2 separate regions of the Homo sapiens genome follow, and region 2 is linked to region 1. The links are chromatin loops, found by intact Hi-C in ENCODE. Cell type or tissue: Calu3. All regions are shown on one strand. Links, peaks and the distances in the headings refer to the core of each region. The heading gives the core; the rest is flanking DNA.

Region 1 (8,412 bases), core at 333-8,332:
TAAATGTCATGCAGATATCTAAAATTCTGATTAAAGCATGCATCTTGATATACATCTTTAAACTGATATTTCAAAAGAAAAATCACACAGTAGAATTTTTTACCCGTACATTATCTTTCAGATGGTTTGATGCACCCTTTGGGGTGTGGCTCATTTCAAGGTTTATATAGTAAAAACAAATTGCACATTTACACAACTGATGACTAACTGAATTTCCTCAAGAACAGTGCTTTTATGTTTGTAGATGTTCTATGTTCTGCTACTTTTGCAACAAGATATGAACAATGACATATTAATAGCAGTAGAACCATACTTTCACCATATGGGCTATACAACTTAGGACTGTGTCCTTAGGCTACATTTAAAAGCTCCAGCTTAAGAAGATGATAAATTAAGTCAACTTGAACTGGCCATAGACCATGTCATAGATTAAACATTTTCCTTCAGTTTGATTGACACCTTATTCAGGAAACATGCTAGAAAAAAGCCATTTGGTCACACTGCTTAACGATTAAAAGTGTGCATAGAATTCAAGAAATACTGCCACCGTGCCAACCAAAATTTGATTTATAAACACAAAGCAAAGGTTTTTAGCTTCATAGTTCTATAGTCAATGAAAGTCTTTGTTTATTACATCTAAGTACGTTTTATTTTAAACTATTTTTATGAGCTTTATATATTGACTTTCCTTAAAGAAGACCAGGGACTATAGAAAGATCACTCAAACAGACAGTATTTGTTGTAATACTCATAATATTTTGGGAGCAGGAAGTGGGAAGTCTAAGATGGGTAAACAGAAAAAGGGAAAGCAGTGGGAGGTGAAGTGGATCAGGATGATTTTGGCTGGTAATAGAAAAATCTTTAGTAAACCCTGTTTTGGATTCGGTAAAGTAGAAAACTTTGTCCTTTAGTTGAAGCATGAAGTAAGGTAACATGGATTGATTACACTGACAGACACTGGTCATTCTGAAAGCAACTAGCCAGTGACCAGTTGATTTATTATTAAATGGAATTTGATTTGTTTGAAGACAAAATCTAACCTAGCAATTAAAAAAGACATCATACGATGATCATTTTGCTTAAAACATAAAAATTAATCATAAGGTTGAAAAGGTTTTTGCCAGCAAGGAAAGCCACTGACGTTAGCACTGTGAGAAGAAAAAGTCTAATTTTCATCTCATGACAGCTAATCTTTCCTACTCTGCTCCATCCCCAGCTGTAGGGGAGCCTTTAAATTACTGGGAGGGAGAAATTCCTCAAACTGATGAGTTATATTCTTCCTATGAAACTTACAGTTAAAAGCAGGACTGGCACTGAACAGTGCAAGATAGCTTGCATTTTGGGCAATGTTATTAACGAATCGTTAATTTTCACTTGAGCTGAAGTTTCATTTCGAGGAACATATTTAGGTAGAGGACCTTTAATATCTGGAAGATAAGGTCTCTCTGTGTATGGAACAATCAACCAAGAACTGTTCTGTTCATAACATTGCTTGAGTTAAATAGTATACTTTTCTATGTGATATTATGATCAGCCTATGGTCAGCAGGGGAGATTGGTGATTCCACCAACAGCACTGTGTTGATGGAGTCCACCGAGAATTGAATAAGTTACTATAGGTTATTTTTATTATAAAAATTACTGGGTTTGATCTTACCTGGAACTAACTTCCTTCTAGGCATAAACTGATTTCCAGAAAGGGTGAATTCATTATTTACATCAAAGTGACGATTTGAAACTTACTATTTCTGTTTACATAATATCTAGCTTATTCACTTGGAATAGATAATATGCTTATTCAAAGTGAAGTATTACTTGCATACAAAGAGTTAATTAAGTTTAGCAGAAATCAACTTGACCTACATTGAATAAAAAGAAAATAAATAATTATAAGGCTACTGGGAGGCTTCACAGACCCCAAGTGTGGAAATAAAGGTTGACTTCATAAAGGATTTGGAAACCCCCAAAGCTTTTTATCTCAAATCTTTGTCTGGCTTCCTTTTTTCCTCATGTATTTTACTTTTAATTATTGGAAAATCAATATGCTGTGCTTCTTAGTTCATATGATTAATATTGTTTTTAACTGGGTTATAAACTTACATATTATAAACCTAAAGTCTAAAATTAATGTCTCTTAGTTCCAGTTACACATTCTTACAAGATAGAGAAAGTCCAGGTTAGATTAGGTGTTTATTTTTTGTTCATTTGATTCTGCCCAGTGAACAACCATGACATGACTACACAAAGATTGGGTAGGAGGAACATCAAATAGGAGAGCCTCTAGGCAGTTTCATCAAGAGGTATCCATTACAAGGCATAAAAATCAAATCGCAATCAGGAACTGGCAAAACACAGACAAAAACAACAAATGAACAACAATTCCTTCCCCGAATAAAATTCTGCTCTACGATGATTACTTTGAAATGAAAGAACAATAGGTATGTTATTTCCACTGATTACAAAGTACCAGATGGTGAAGGTGTCTGGCCATGTAAATATAAATTTTCTTATTTAGTTATATTAATTTAGTTGTTATTAATATCATATTGCATAGTACCAGAATTGTATCTAACAATATCAAATATAATAATTGATAAGAATGGAATCCCAATTCAGATGAAATATGCATGATTTCTCTACAAAACATTACTGTGACCTTGTTGCTAATTCAGTTTGTTTATGTAATAACACATGTAAAGTGCTTAAGTTATTAGAAATTAGATAAAATCGTTTGACGTTATGATGTATGGTATTTTGTATTTATTTTATTAGGAATTATTATAAATCTTTTTTCTTCTAAAATTTTAGATTTGAAAAACAATGAACACCTAGCTGTAAATTAAGGGAGATCGTAACTATACATTTAAAAAATAAATTAAATTTAAAAATATGTGTAAGACTTAGTAGTCATTCTAGAATCAAATTGCCCCTGAGAAAATTTAGAAACCAATAGAATTCCATGATGAATATCCTAACACTAAGTTATTTATCTTTGCTCTACTACACTTAGCCTAGGACTAGTATGCAGATGATACTTATTAAAATTTTTCAAACAAAAATGAAACTAGGAAATACAATGATAGTGATGTCAGCAAGATGGTAGAATAGGAAGTTCCAGACCTTATACCTTCACAAAAATTCTGGCTTAACAACACATGGTCCAAAAGCCTTAAAGCCCTTAGGAGAACTCTAGAAACCAAGTAAAAAGTCTCAGTACCCCCAGGTGAGCTCTAAGGTAAGAATAGCAACATGGAAATGGGAAGAGAATGCATTTTATTTTACCCATGGTAAGCCTTCCCTCAAGTAAGTACAGCTCAGCACAATTGGAAGTAGACACCCAACTAACAGTTTCTTCCTTGGGAAGGAAGTAGAAGTAGACATATGTCTAACATTCTAGCGTTTGGGGGACTACCTGAGAAACTAGTTTCTGTCTCGTCTAATTGGGAATGTTAATGGGGAGTGCTAACTAGTTTCTGTCTCGTCTGATTGGGAGACCAAACCTAGGATGTGTGGAGGTCACTGAGAAAAAGAGAGAGCTTGGTGGCTTGCTGCAGTACCAGAGAAGCTGCAGTACCACAAAGAGATGCCAAAGAGATGCCAACACAGCTTGGCACAATCAGAAGAGAATATCCAGCTGTGGCTTCTCCCTTGGGTTGGAAAGTGAAGAGTGAAATGTGTGTCCAACATTATGTCTTTTCAGGGATTGCCTGGTGGACTGGTTCTGTCCCACCTGACTTGGGGTACTGATGGGACTGAACTACTTTGGATGCCTCAGGGCCACTGACAAGAGTTCAGGGGCTTGTTGCACCAGAGCACTTGCAGTACTGCAGATATACACAAGAGGGAGCAAGAAATTACAAGTTCCTGATAAAACAAGAAACTTCTCCCATTGGGAAATTATATGCATGATTCCCAGAAAAAGCTTGAGAGACCCTCAGGCTCTCTAATCAAGATGATTGGTGAAGGGTTTTCCCTATAAGAATCCAGACCATGAAAATTGAGAGAGGTGGCTGTTTTTTCAAGTGCACAAATTCCAGAAAATAATACCACGTACAAAGAAATAGGTAAAAATGACCCAACCGAAAGAACAAAATAAATCTCAAAAACCCACCTGAAAGAAAAGATGATGTATCAATTACCTGACAAACAATTCAAAATAATTGTTTTAAAGAAGCTGAATGAAGTATCAGAGGATACAGACAGAAAGCTAAACAATCAAGAAAATGATACATGAACAAAATTAGAACATTAACAAAGAAATAGAAACTAAAACACAGAACCAAGTTCTGTTTGTCAGTGACATGATCTTATATGTAGAAAATCCTAAAAATTTCAGAAAACCCCAAAACTGTCAGAAGTAATAAACACATTTGCAAAGTTATAGGGTACAAAACCAAAATGCAAAAAATTAATTCTGTTTGTATATAGTAATAATAATCTGCAAAAATTAAAAAAATTCAATAGCATCAAAAAGAATAAAACACTTAGAGATAAACTTAACCAAAGAGGCAAAAGATTTGTACACTGAAAACTAGAAAACAATGCTGAAAGAAATTTAAAAAGTCACACATAAATGGGAAAAAATTTCATGTTCATAGAGTGAAAGACTTAATATTGTTGAAATATCCACACTCTCCAAAGTAATCTACATATTCAAAATAATCCCTATCAAAATTTAAATTTCCATTTTTGTAGAAATAGAAAAAATACTACAATTAATATGAAATACCAAAGAAATCTAAATAGCCACAACAATTTTGAGAAATAAAAACAAAGCTAGAAGCCTCACACTTTATAATACAAAACATATTAGAAAGACACAGTAATCAAAACAGTATGGCACGTGCATAAAAACAGACATATAGACCAATGGAACAAAATAAAGACCCCAGAAAAAAATTTTTTATATATGGTCAAATAACCTTTGACAAAGCTTCCAAGAATACACAGTGGGGAAAGGATAGTCTCTTCAACAAATGCTATTGGGAAAATTGAATATTCATATGCAAAAGAATGAACTGGACCTTTACCCTACACAATATACAAGAGTTAACTCAAAATGGATTAAAGATCTAAACATAAGACCTAAAAATACAAAATTCGTAAAAGGAAACACGGGAGAATCTTCATAACATTGAATTTAACAATAATTTCTTGGATGTGACACCAAAAGCATAGGCAAAAAAAGCACAAAAATAGATAGATGAGACCAGGTCAAACTTAAAACCTTCTGGGCAACAAAGGAAATAATCAACAACATGAACAGTCAGTGTAAGGAATGGGAGAAAATATTTGCAAACCATATGTCTGATATGGTATTAATATCTAGAATATATAAACAACTTCTATAACTGAGCAATAAAATAACAAATACCCTAGTTAAAAAATAGACAAAGGACTTGAATAGACATTAAGAATATAGGTAAATGGCCAACAAAAATATGTAAAGATTCTTAACATCCCTAATTATCAGGGATATGCAAATCAAACCCACAATGAGTTATCACTTCACACCCTTTAGGAGGACCGTTATAAAAAAAATAGACCAACAGAAAATAACAAGTATGACAATGATGGGGAGAAATTGAAACCCTTGTACATTGTTGGTAAGAATGTAAAATGGTGCATTCATTTTACATTCTTGGAAACAGTATGGTGGTTCTTCATAAAAATTAAAAATACAATTACCACACCATCTAGCAATCTCACTCTGAGTATATATCCAAAAGAATTGAAATTAGCATCTCAATGATATATTTGCATATATGTGTATACATATATAATGGAATATTATTCAGGCTTAAAAAATAAAAAAATTCTGTCACATGAATTACTCTTGAAGACATTATGGTAGGTGAAATAAGCCAATCACAAAAAGATAAATTCTGTATGTTCCACTCATATGAGGTACCTAACATAGTCAAACTCTTAGCTAACATAGTCAGACTCTTAGAAACTAAGTAGAATGGTGGTTTTTAGTGGCTGGGTCAGGGGAAAAAGGAGAGTTATTCAGTAGGCATTGAGTTTAAGTTTTGCAAGATGAAAATTTTCTAGGACTCCATTGACCAACAATGTGCATATAGTGAACACTACTATATTGTACATTTAAGAATGGTTAAGATGGCAAATTTTATGTTATTTTTAAACCACAATTTAAAAAAACACCACAAAATAGAAAAAATATTTATGACTTATTTTGTCAACAAAATTATTAACTTAGAAGTTGCCAAAGAGTTTACAATTTCCTTTTAAGTTATGAATGTATTAATAATTACATCTTTTAAAATATGACGTTCTGAACTAGTCTTTGTTTATACTTAATAGAATTTTGAGGAGGCAGATACAAAGATGCTTATGGGATAAATGCTAGTTTGTAAATCTGTATGTATCGGATGAAATTTGTTTTGTTGTTTCTTACTTTTTCACTTGAAGCTGGCACAACATATTCGCCTTAAGTTTGAGTATGTGTCTGGAATGCTCTGACTTAAAATATGGACACGTAGGAAATTTACTCTTAAGAGGCAATTTAGGGCCTTCTAATGCATAAGAGATCCTTCTACAGATCTGGATTTGTGATTTCTGAGGAGTGACTTCATGGTATGTTCTAAGGTGAATAACAGCAGTCTTTATTTATTTAAAGTTTGTCAGTGGTTTTCTTGAGCAATGAAGGCAGACTACTTTTTTTTTTTCCTAGAATTGTTTCACATGTGTGAGCCAGAGAGAAAAACCTCACTGTTTTATTCTATTTATTTTGTATGGTTAGAATTTCTTCCTAAATAGATGCCATTATGCTTTCTCTCTTTGATCACATGTAAAGAAAATAAATCAAATAAAAGATATCTCCAAATTCAGGAATATTCAAGGGGCAAGTCCCCTTTGACTTGAGCCATAAGTAAAACAATGCCATCTTTGTCTCTTATCTTGTCTGTGATTTATTCTTTTCAGAAAAGGCAGAGTGCTGGAGTGAGTTAGAAGAGACAGAGAAAGGAGAAATGAAATGTGTATAACTAAACTGGATTTGAGTTGACACTGTTCTGGGCTATGACATTGTTTCGTTTAATCAAGCAATGCAATCTGTCAGAAAACAAGTTTTAGTACTGATTCTGCCATGAAGTGGAATGAGTGGACGTTTTTTCTAGGCTGTGCTTCATAATCTCATATGGTTATGTTTGTTTCATTAAGATTGATGCTTATTAGAACTTTTTACTGTAGTTAACTTAATTCAAGGTATCATGTAATTATTTTGCATGTGTTGTGGCCTCAGAAGATGACTTTTTGTAAGTCTCCAAGGCTTAGACACCTCTACTTATATATTTTTATCACTTATTGGTAGCCCTATGAGGACTAGAACTAAATCTACCTTGTTTACAGTTCTCTCTCCAGAACATGCTCTGTGCCTGGTATATAGCTTATAGTCAATATTTTTTTAAATTAATGAATAAATAATAGATAAATCTGGACAACGTTTCCCCTTTCTACTTTGGAGTAGATTTGGAGATAGAAATATCTACCTAACAAATCCTACGGGAAGATGGTGCCCAAACAGCAACTGAAATTTCAATACTTTGTATCAAAATATTTTTGAGTGAGAGTGAATATCTTTACTGTCAGTAGTTTTTTTTTTCACTTTTAAAATTAAGATACAGAAAATGTCAGCTTCCACAATTGCTTAAGATCGGAGGGTGACAACAGAGGGTTAAATGAAGAGAACACTGATTGTGGAATGCTTTACAAAGAATGAATATTAGGAACTTATTACAGAATGAAAGTCATTAAGATCAGAGTACAAACTGAATGCGTGCTGCTGGCTGACAAAGGTAAAAGATCTGGTTCACCAATGCTAGTTTCATCTGTAACAGCTCTGGTTCTTTGCTGTCGTAAGAGCCACAAGGGGAGTGAATATAGATGATGTCAGCATCTTGGATTTGTATTTTAATCCTCCAAAATGTCAAACTGGCAGTTCTGGAAGACCGGATATGGAATCTTTTTTAGTTTAACTAAATCCAATTTAAATTATGTATTGCCTATCAATCTTTAAAACAGAAAGCTGATCTCATCTTATAGGTTCAGCATTACCTAAAAAGAAGATAGCACTCCTCAATCAATAAAGAAAATATTGGTCGTTCAACTAGAAGATGCCATGTATAAGATACAAAAAATTCATGGAAACAAAATTATTGCCTGAAAAATTTCAGAATCTAGTAATAAATAAAATAAGATTGTATACATAGAAATATAACATCACAGTTGAAAGATTAAGCACCAAACTAAGATAGTAGAGTGGCTGTAATTGACCTGAAATCCAAAGTCTAAGATCCAGACAGTCAGGAAAGGTCTTATAAAGGAGAAACTGGTGTATTTCATTAAACATGGATAATTTATGTGTTTAACTGGAGAAGGCTTTGTTTCAAAA
Region 2 (8,412 bases), core at 271-8,270, 440 kb after region 1:
TTGGTTTTTGAAAGAATAAATAAGATATATAGACCACTAGCTAGGCTAATAAAGAAAAAAAGAGAGAAGATCCAAATAAACACAATGGGATATGACAAAGAAGACACTACCATTGACCCCACAGAAATACAAAAAACTCTTGGAGACTATTATGAACACTTATTAGCACATAAACTGGAATACCTCGAAAAAATGGGTAAATTCCTGGAAACATCCAATCTCCCAAGATTAAACCAGGAAGAAATTGAAACCCAGAACAGACCAAACTGAATCAGTAATTTAAGAAGAAAAAAAAAAAACCTATCAACCAGAAAAACCCCAGGACAAGATGGATTCAAAGCTGAATTCTAGCAGATGTTTGAAGAAGAACTGTTACAAATCCTACTGAAACTATTGAAAAAAATTACGAGAAGGGGTTTCTCTCTAACTCATTCTTTCAGGCCAGCATCACTCTGATATCAAAAATGGCAGAGACACAATGACAAAAAAAGAAAACTTCAGGCCAATATCCATAAGGAACATGGATGCAAAAATCTTCAACAAAATACTAGCAAGCTGAATCTTAACTGCACATCAAAAACGCTAATCCAACATGATCAAGTAGGCTTTATTCCTGGGATACAAAGTTGGTTCCACATACACAATTCCATAAACAAGACTCACCACATAAATAGAACTAAAAACAAAAATAGCATAATCATCTCAATAGAAGCAGAAAAGGCTTTCTATAAAGTTCAACATCCCTTCATGTTAAAAACCCTCCACAAACTAAGCATCAAAGGAATATACCTCAAAATAATAACAGTTATCTGTGACACACAGCCAACATCATGTTGAGTGAGCAAAAGCTAGAAATATTCTCTTTGAGCACGGAAAAAGACAAGGATGCCCACTCTCACCACTCCTATTCAAGAGAATACTGGAAGTCCTAGACAAAGGAATCGGGCAAGACAAAAAAATAAAAGACGTCCAAGTAGGAAGAAAGGAAGCCAAACTACCTCTTCCACAGATGATATGATTCTCTACCTAGAAAACCCCATAGACTCTGCCCAAAGTTTCCTAGTTCTGATAAACAACTTCAGCAGGGTTTCAGAATACAAAATCAATGTACAAAAATATGTAGCATTTTTTTACACCAATAACATTCTAGCTGAGAACCAAATCCAGAACATAATTCCATTTAAAATAGCCACAGACAAAATAACCTACCTAGGAATACAGCTAACAAAGGAAGTAAAAGATCTCTGCGAGAAGTACTATAAAACCCTGCTGAAAGAAATCAGAGACAACACAAACAAATGGAAAAACATTCCATACTCATGGATAAGAAGACTCAATATTGTTAAAAAGGCCATACTGTTCAAAGCAATTTACAGATTCAATGCTATTCATATCAAATTACCAACAACATTCTTCACAAAATTAATAAAACTATTCTAAAATTAATTTGGCACCAAAAAAAGAGCCCAAATAGCCAAAACAAACCTAAGCCAAAAGAACAAAGCAGAGATATTGTATTACCTGACTTCAAACTATACTGCAAGGATACTGTACATAAAACAGCATGATACTGGTACAAAAAGATACACATGGACCAATGAAATAGGTTAGAGAACCCAGAAATAAAGCCACACACCTACAACCATCTGATCTATGACAAAGCTGATGAAAATAGGCAATGGGGAATGGACTTCCTGTTCAATAAACTGCTGCTGGTATAACTGGTAGCAATATGCAGATGATTGAAACTGGACCACCTATCTTTCAACATATACAAAAATCAACTCAAGATGGATTAAAGACTTGAATGTAAAACCTAAAGCTATAAAATCCCTAGAAGAAAATCTGTGGGAAGGAACCACTGTACTGAGCATTAGCCCCAGCAAATATATCATGAGGAAGGCTCCAAAAGCAATTGCAACAATAACCAAAAAATTAACAAGTGATACCTAATTAAACTTAAAACTTCTGCACAGCAAAAGAAATGACCAACAAGGTAAACAGACAACCTATGTGATAGAAGAAAATTTGCAACTGTGCATCTGACAGAGCTCTAATACCCACGAACTGTAAGGAACTCAAAGAAATCACCAAGCAAAAAATAAACGACTCAATTAAAACATGGGCAAAAGACATGACTGGACACTTCTCAAAAGAAGACACAAGTGCATCCAACAAGCACATGAAAAAATACTAAATATCACTAAGCATTAGAGAAATGCAGATAAAAACCACAATGAAATACCATTCATACCAGTCAGTATGGCTATTATTAGAAAGTCAAAAAATAGCAGATGCTGGCAAGGTTGCCAAGAAAAAAGGAACAATTATACAGTGCTGATGGGAATTTAAATTAGTACAGCCACTGTAGAAAACAGTCTGAAGATTTCTCAAAGAACTTAAAATAGAGCTACTATTCAACCCAGCAATTGCATCACATAGTATATACCTAATGGAATATAAATCATTCTACCATAAAGACACATGCACACATATTTTCATCAAAGCACTATTTACCTTAGCAAAGACATGAACTCAAACTAGATGCCCATCAGCAGGGGAGTGGACTAAGAAAATGTGATACATATACACCATGAAATACTATACAGCTATAAAAATGTGGTTATGTCCTTTGCAGCAAAATGGATGGAGCTGAAGGTCATTATCCTAAGTGAGTTAAAGCAGGGACAGAAAACCAAATATTACATGTTATCATTTACTGTAAGTGAGATCTAAACATTGAGTTCACATGGACACAAAGAAGAGCATAGCAGACACTGGGGCCTAATTGACGGTGGAGGTTGGGAGAAGGATGAGGATTAAAAAACTACTTATCAGGTACTAAGCTGATTATCTGGATGACAAAATTAGCCTGTACCCCAAACCTCCATGACATGAAATTTGCCCATGTAACAAACCTGCACATACACCTCCTGATCCTAAAATAAAATTTGGAAATAAAAATAGTTCCTAAAATTTAATTTGTATAGAAGCCCATGAGAAAACAAAGTGATTTAGAATCGCCATTAATGCCTTTAATGTCAGCATGATCACTAAAATAATATTTTAGGAGCAGAAATTATAATTTTAATAAAATAAGACTCAAAGATATTACTGAGAAGATGCAGGGAATTTAAAAATCATAATACATTTAAAACAACTGTTTTAGCATGAATTGAACTGCAAAAACTGGATTCTCAAATGACAATACATTTACTATGAGCTCTTAGGTACCTTATCTTGTTTTGTGGTTGCCCTCCTTTAATGCATATTCTCTTTATGACTTCTTCTTGCTATCCCCTTTATTTTAGCATTCTTTGTACAGGCATTGATAGTGAAGAATTGGTAAGTGAGTAAAGATAGTTCCACATGCAAAAAAGCAGAAAAAAATTGGTCATTATATCCTCTTTCATGTTGGCTCTCTATAAATAGCAGTCTTGTTCTCGGCCATTCCACATTTGACACTATTGCTGTTTCTACTCTGCCTTCAGAGTGAATGGGAATATGACTGGAAACTTGAGAGAAGTAAAGCTTTGCTTGATCCCCATCTATCCCAGTCTCCTGAAAAAGAAGTTCACAGCTTGATGCCAATGCATCTGTTTTTATATACCTTACTTATATCTTAAATGTTACCATGAACAATCTCTTGTTTTACTTCAGACAGTAGGCTTTGCCATATCAAAATATTTTTTAATGTGAGGTCAAAAGCAAAAATTTTTAATTTACTAATTTTCTCAGTTTTCTTTATCAAGTAAATATATATTTTACTTATGAAATGAGTACATTTTTATTTATGAAGAGGTCTTATTTATGAAGAAGTTTTTTTAAAAAAAAACAAGAAACAATGTTGATACAATAAGGATATTATAATCTTTATGCATAAGTTCTATCACCTCACTCAATCTTTTTTCTCACATTAAGGTATATTTTTGTCAGCCCTATAAAATAAAATTTCTGGTTCTTATAAACGTGTTTTATGACATATCAACCTGTGGTTTTATGAAAATATATTTTCAAATAAAATATTCCTAAGTAAAACTATACCTGTAGTTACTGGAATTTGGATTTCAATGAAGAATCATTTGAGATTGCTTTGAATTATGTAAAATCAATTTAAAATATAATCCTAGAGAAGTTCTGAGACATGAGCTGAATTCAAAGAACTAAAGAGCAAACTGCTTATGTTCTTCTTGACTTGACTTTGCCATCTTAGTTTGAGTGATAAAAAGATAGCAAATAAATATCTATATTTCCATTATATCTCATTAATTGCATATTAACTTTATGTTACATAGTCTTTAGAAACACACTGTATCAAAAAGGGTGCCAGACAATCAATACATAGACTGATAAACAAAAAAAGGAAAGATATGCAATTTTTTTCAGTGAAATTTGGCATGTATTTATAGCAAACTGTAAACAAGGATGTTCAACCATTTCTTTCCCAACGATTTCCTGCTTTGGTTTCACAAAATCAGCTGAATGAAATGGAGACATTATCATCATTCAGCAATCATGAGTTTATTGTAGGCAGAGAGCACCCTCTACTTTCTCCTGATTAAACAGCACTCCTAGTCCGGAAGAAACGAGATGGCTGGTTCTATGCTGATATTTTGCTCAGAAAATCAGAAGAAGGGATTTGTCTATAAGGTTCATTAACTCTTGGCCTCTATTGGCAGTAACCCATGTTCAGGAGGCCACCATTGTAACACCCTCAAAAGAACTCCCCGAAGGAGGCAAAGTCTAGAAGGAGAATACCTGCTCTGAAGTTTCCCACCTTCCCTGAACTGAATCTGCAGAGCCACCCCAGGAGGGGAGAATGCAGCTTTGAAAAATAACACCTTTGTTATTCCAAGTGTTAGAGATGAAGCTGAGTTTTCAGATGGCCTCAAGGTTTGTGCATCCTTCACCAAACACAGATGGAAACTGGACTCTTTGAACTGCTTTGAAAATCTGTTACTAAGTATTGCTGTGGGTCTGTGAAGCAGCCATTGCTAACTTCTGACTGCCTGCAATTTTTATGGCTGTGTGATGACAAGGGATAAAATAGCTTTATTTTAGAAGTAAACGGTTCATATGCCAGAGAGGAAAAAACCCACCATCTAAGCAAGATTTAATCTTAAATATTATGGTAATTCTAAAAGTTAGTCTTTTTAAAAGGTTGGTTTAAATATTAGAATTATAAACAAGTCATAGAACATATACATAACATTAATTCATTCACTTCATTCTGATAAACTTGACTTTTTATAATTTTAATACTTTTAAGACATTAAAATCTACAAAGATTAATACTTCCTATTTTTTTAGATCAACTATTGGCATTATAGTTCTTTAGAGCTTTGTAGTTGTGTTAAAACCTACTGACTCTTGAATCTAGAATCAGAAACATCTGCCATGGTAAATCAAAGTCATGCTCTGTGGTTCCATTTTAAAATATTTTAGATTTAATACCACAGCTTTCACTTGCCTATATTAAGAACAAGCATTCAATAAAACCACTGTAAATAGACATTCTTCAAGTCAGATTTATACCAACAGAATTTACAATGCACACTTTGAGCCTGGTTATATGTATAGCATATAACCAGTTGGGTTGTTTTTGTTATTTTCCTTTCAAAGACAACTGAATCTGTGTATAGGAATCAAGACCTTTCCACAAACTGGCAGAAAGCTGTGAGAACTTCAGTTATATTGTTAATAGGGAAACCAAGCTTTGCCCAACACAAATGACACCATAAAGATGTATGTTCTCAGCGTAGTTTGTTATGATTTTACAAACATTTAAAATTACACATGTATTCATGGTATGTGTTTTTGTCTGTGCCAAAGCAAAACAAACAAACAAACAAACAAAATCCTAGATTAATGTCATATTAAGCAAGTTTTAACACTAAGGTTCTTACGGAAACATTAACTTAGCTGCGTTCACTATATGCAACTTTTTAATGGTAGGAATTTAACAGTATCAACAGAGGTACTTTACAATATATATTTAATAAGAACACATACTTTAGCCACAGCAGGCTTCCTCCTTGGAGCATGGTGAGGATAACTGTGTGACCTTCTACCCTGTCTCAGCAGGTATGCACCAGCAGGACCTAGCAGACTCAGTAATCTCTTCATGGACCTATTGAACTTCTGTTTTTTCAACAAAAAAAATAGATGTATATATAAAGAGGGCAGGAATATGAGCTTTCTTGCAACTTCCACCCCCCAGGGTACACTGAGTGACTATAAAATTCTGGCATGTACAATATTCTTTATTCCATCCTTCCTGCCAAAAGTATTAATCATGGTGAAAGGAAGTACCTCACATCCTGGGAATTTACAATCTCTATATCATCCTTGAGTTTAAAATGCTTGTATAATACAAAAGTGGCACTAAAATGTAAATGATGTTTCAAGAAAGGGTTAGTGGTACTACCAGTATGTGATAATAACTACCTCATGTAAGAAAAAGAAAATCATCCACTACCAAAAGGTAGTAAGGAGAGGAAAGCAAGTATGCTGTGTCACCTATTTATTCCCTATCTATTATTTCACTGACATAGATGTATTAAAAACCTCATTCACAATTCTTTAGAAAAAAATCTTGAATAAAAAAATTATACAAGGCTTTGCAAATATAAGCATTTCCTTGTTTAAAATATTCCCATAAAAAGTAAGGACAACAATGATGGTACCTTGTTGATGGAATGTTCAAATGACTAGACTTGCATAATAATTTGAGACATCTATAAATATGTTCCATGTTCATGATTTTAGAACTGCAGATTATATTCAGAGCTCGAAATAAAATGAGTAATGCTAGTCTTTCAGGGCCACCATATGTGATTATGCTGATTTGCACTACCCAGAGTTACCTAGGCCACGGATAGAAGTGGAGCCATGGTCATGGTCTGTGCACCAAGTCATGGGCTCAGTGTGGGGCCTGCCCAGTGGAGAGGGGACAGGGCGATATACTTCTACAAATTCATATACAGAAAAGGGATCCCTTCTTTTTTTTTGAGATGGAGTCTCACACTGTCGCCCAGGCTAGTGTGCAGTGGCACAATCTCGGCTCACTGCAACCTCCGCCTCCCAGGTTCAAGTGGTTCTCCTGCCTCAGCCTCCCGAGTAGCTGGGTCTACAGGTGCATGCCACCACACCCGGCTAATTTTTGTATTTTTAGTAGAGATGGGGTTTCACTATGTTGGCCAGGCTGGTCTCAAACTCCTGACCTCATGATCTGCCCGCCTCGGCCTCCCAAAGTGCTGGGATTACAGGCGTGAGCCACCACACCCAGCCAAGAGACCCCTTCTTTAATTCAGACACTACTAGACTGCAAGTTCTCTGGCCTCCAAGTAGCTCAAAGAATATTGGCATACAAACTGTATAGAACCTTTACTTTTCTATGTTAGAAGCAAGCTATTTGCCAGACACTTTATATATCATTTGTATCTTATCTAGTCCTCAAAAGAATCAAAGTTCCTTATTAGGACCAACATAGTATGGACCCCAAGCTTGGTCTCCCACCTATTCTCTCCCACTCACCCTCACACCTTCACACCTCCTTTGCTTGTCAGTCTCCCTAGAAGCCCTTACCCTTGATAACCTCTCCACGTGAAACCCTTCACCTGAGTGCTCTGGGTTATTTCCTCACTTTGTTCAGGTACTTGGGCATCCCCTTATTAGAAAAGCCTTACTGATAAGTCTATCTAAGAAGATGCCACCTCTCTGCCAACCCTCAGACACTTAGAACTGGCAGCCCCCTTATTTTGCCTATTTTTTCTTTATTTAACTTACCTTTCCCTATATTACCTATTTATTCAGCGGTGTATTTATAGTCTGTCTCCCCAAACTGGAACCTAAGCTTCACAGAAGCAAACATTTTTACCTGTTGTGTTTTCTGTGAAGTCCCCATCTCTGATAACCCTGGGGTGTTACTTGTCACTGAATCTATCATCAGTTTACCTGAGTAAAGATTTTGAGGTTGACACCTCAGGACCAGTGCAGCCACTCCACAATGCCTTCAATACTCCAGTCTCCTTGCATTTTCTTCACCTTCAGCCTCAGGGTGTGGCTTTCACTCTCATGGTCACCATATCTGATCATTGAGGCCATGTTCCAAGCAGAAAAGGTAAGAAGGAAGACGGAGGGTCAAATACACATTCCAGTTAAGTCTGACTCTACTTAAGGAGTCTTTCCATAATTTCTAAACAGCAACTCATACTTGTATTCTATTGGGCAGCCTTGTGTAACATGATCTCCCATACAAAGACAGCCAAGAAGTACAGCCTCCATTTAAATCAGGTTCTGTTGGTAAGAAAGAGAGAATGAATAATGAGGAGACAATAGATAATCTGTCACTGTCTCTACAGGCAGTGGATATGAGGTTTTCAACTAACAAAATCTGCTACTGTGAAAAAG

Evidence for each region. Hi-C counts contacts between places; a loop is a spot of excess contacts. Peaks named below come from ENCODE experiments on the same cell type or tissue, not always from the same donor. Only the 100,000 strongest peaks of a DNase experiment are listed, where the experiment ranks them.
Region 2: it touches region 1 in a loop (9-fold over the local background); 21 of 110 quality-filtered maps call a loop at or near these places.

Annotation. Positions count from the first base shown.
Region 1 is chr3:147,187,389-147,195,800 of GRCh38, reverse strand. No RefSeq gene overlaps it. Among named protein-coding and RNA genes, the nearest start is that of ZIC4-AS1, 200 kb to the left of the region's middle. In Calu3, for the core only: a CTCF peak has its summit at 3,820 (motif pointing right); a DNase peak (open chromatin) is centred at 3,820.
Region 2 is chr3:146,744,246-146,752,657 of GRCh38, reverse strand. No RefSeq gene overlaps it. Among named protein-coding and RNA genes, the nearest start is that of PLSCR5, 140 kb to the right of the region's middle. In Calu3, for the core only: no CTCF peak of the experiment used is centred there; a DNase peak (open chromatin) is centred at 4,577.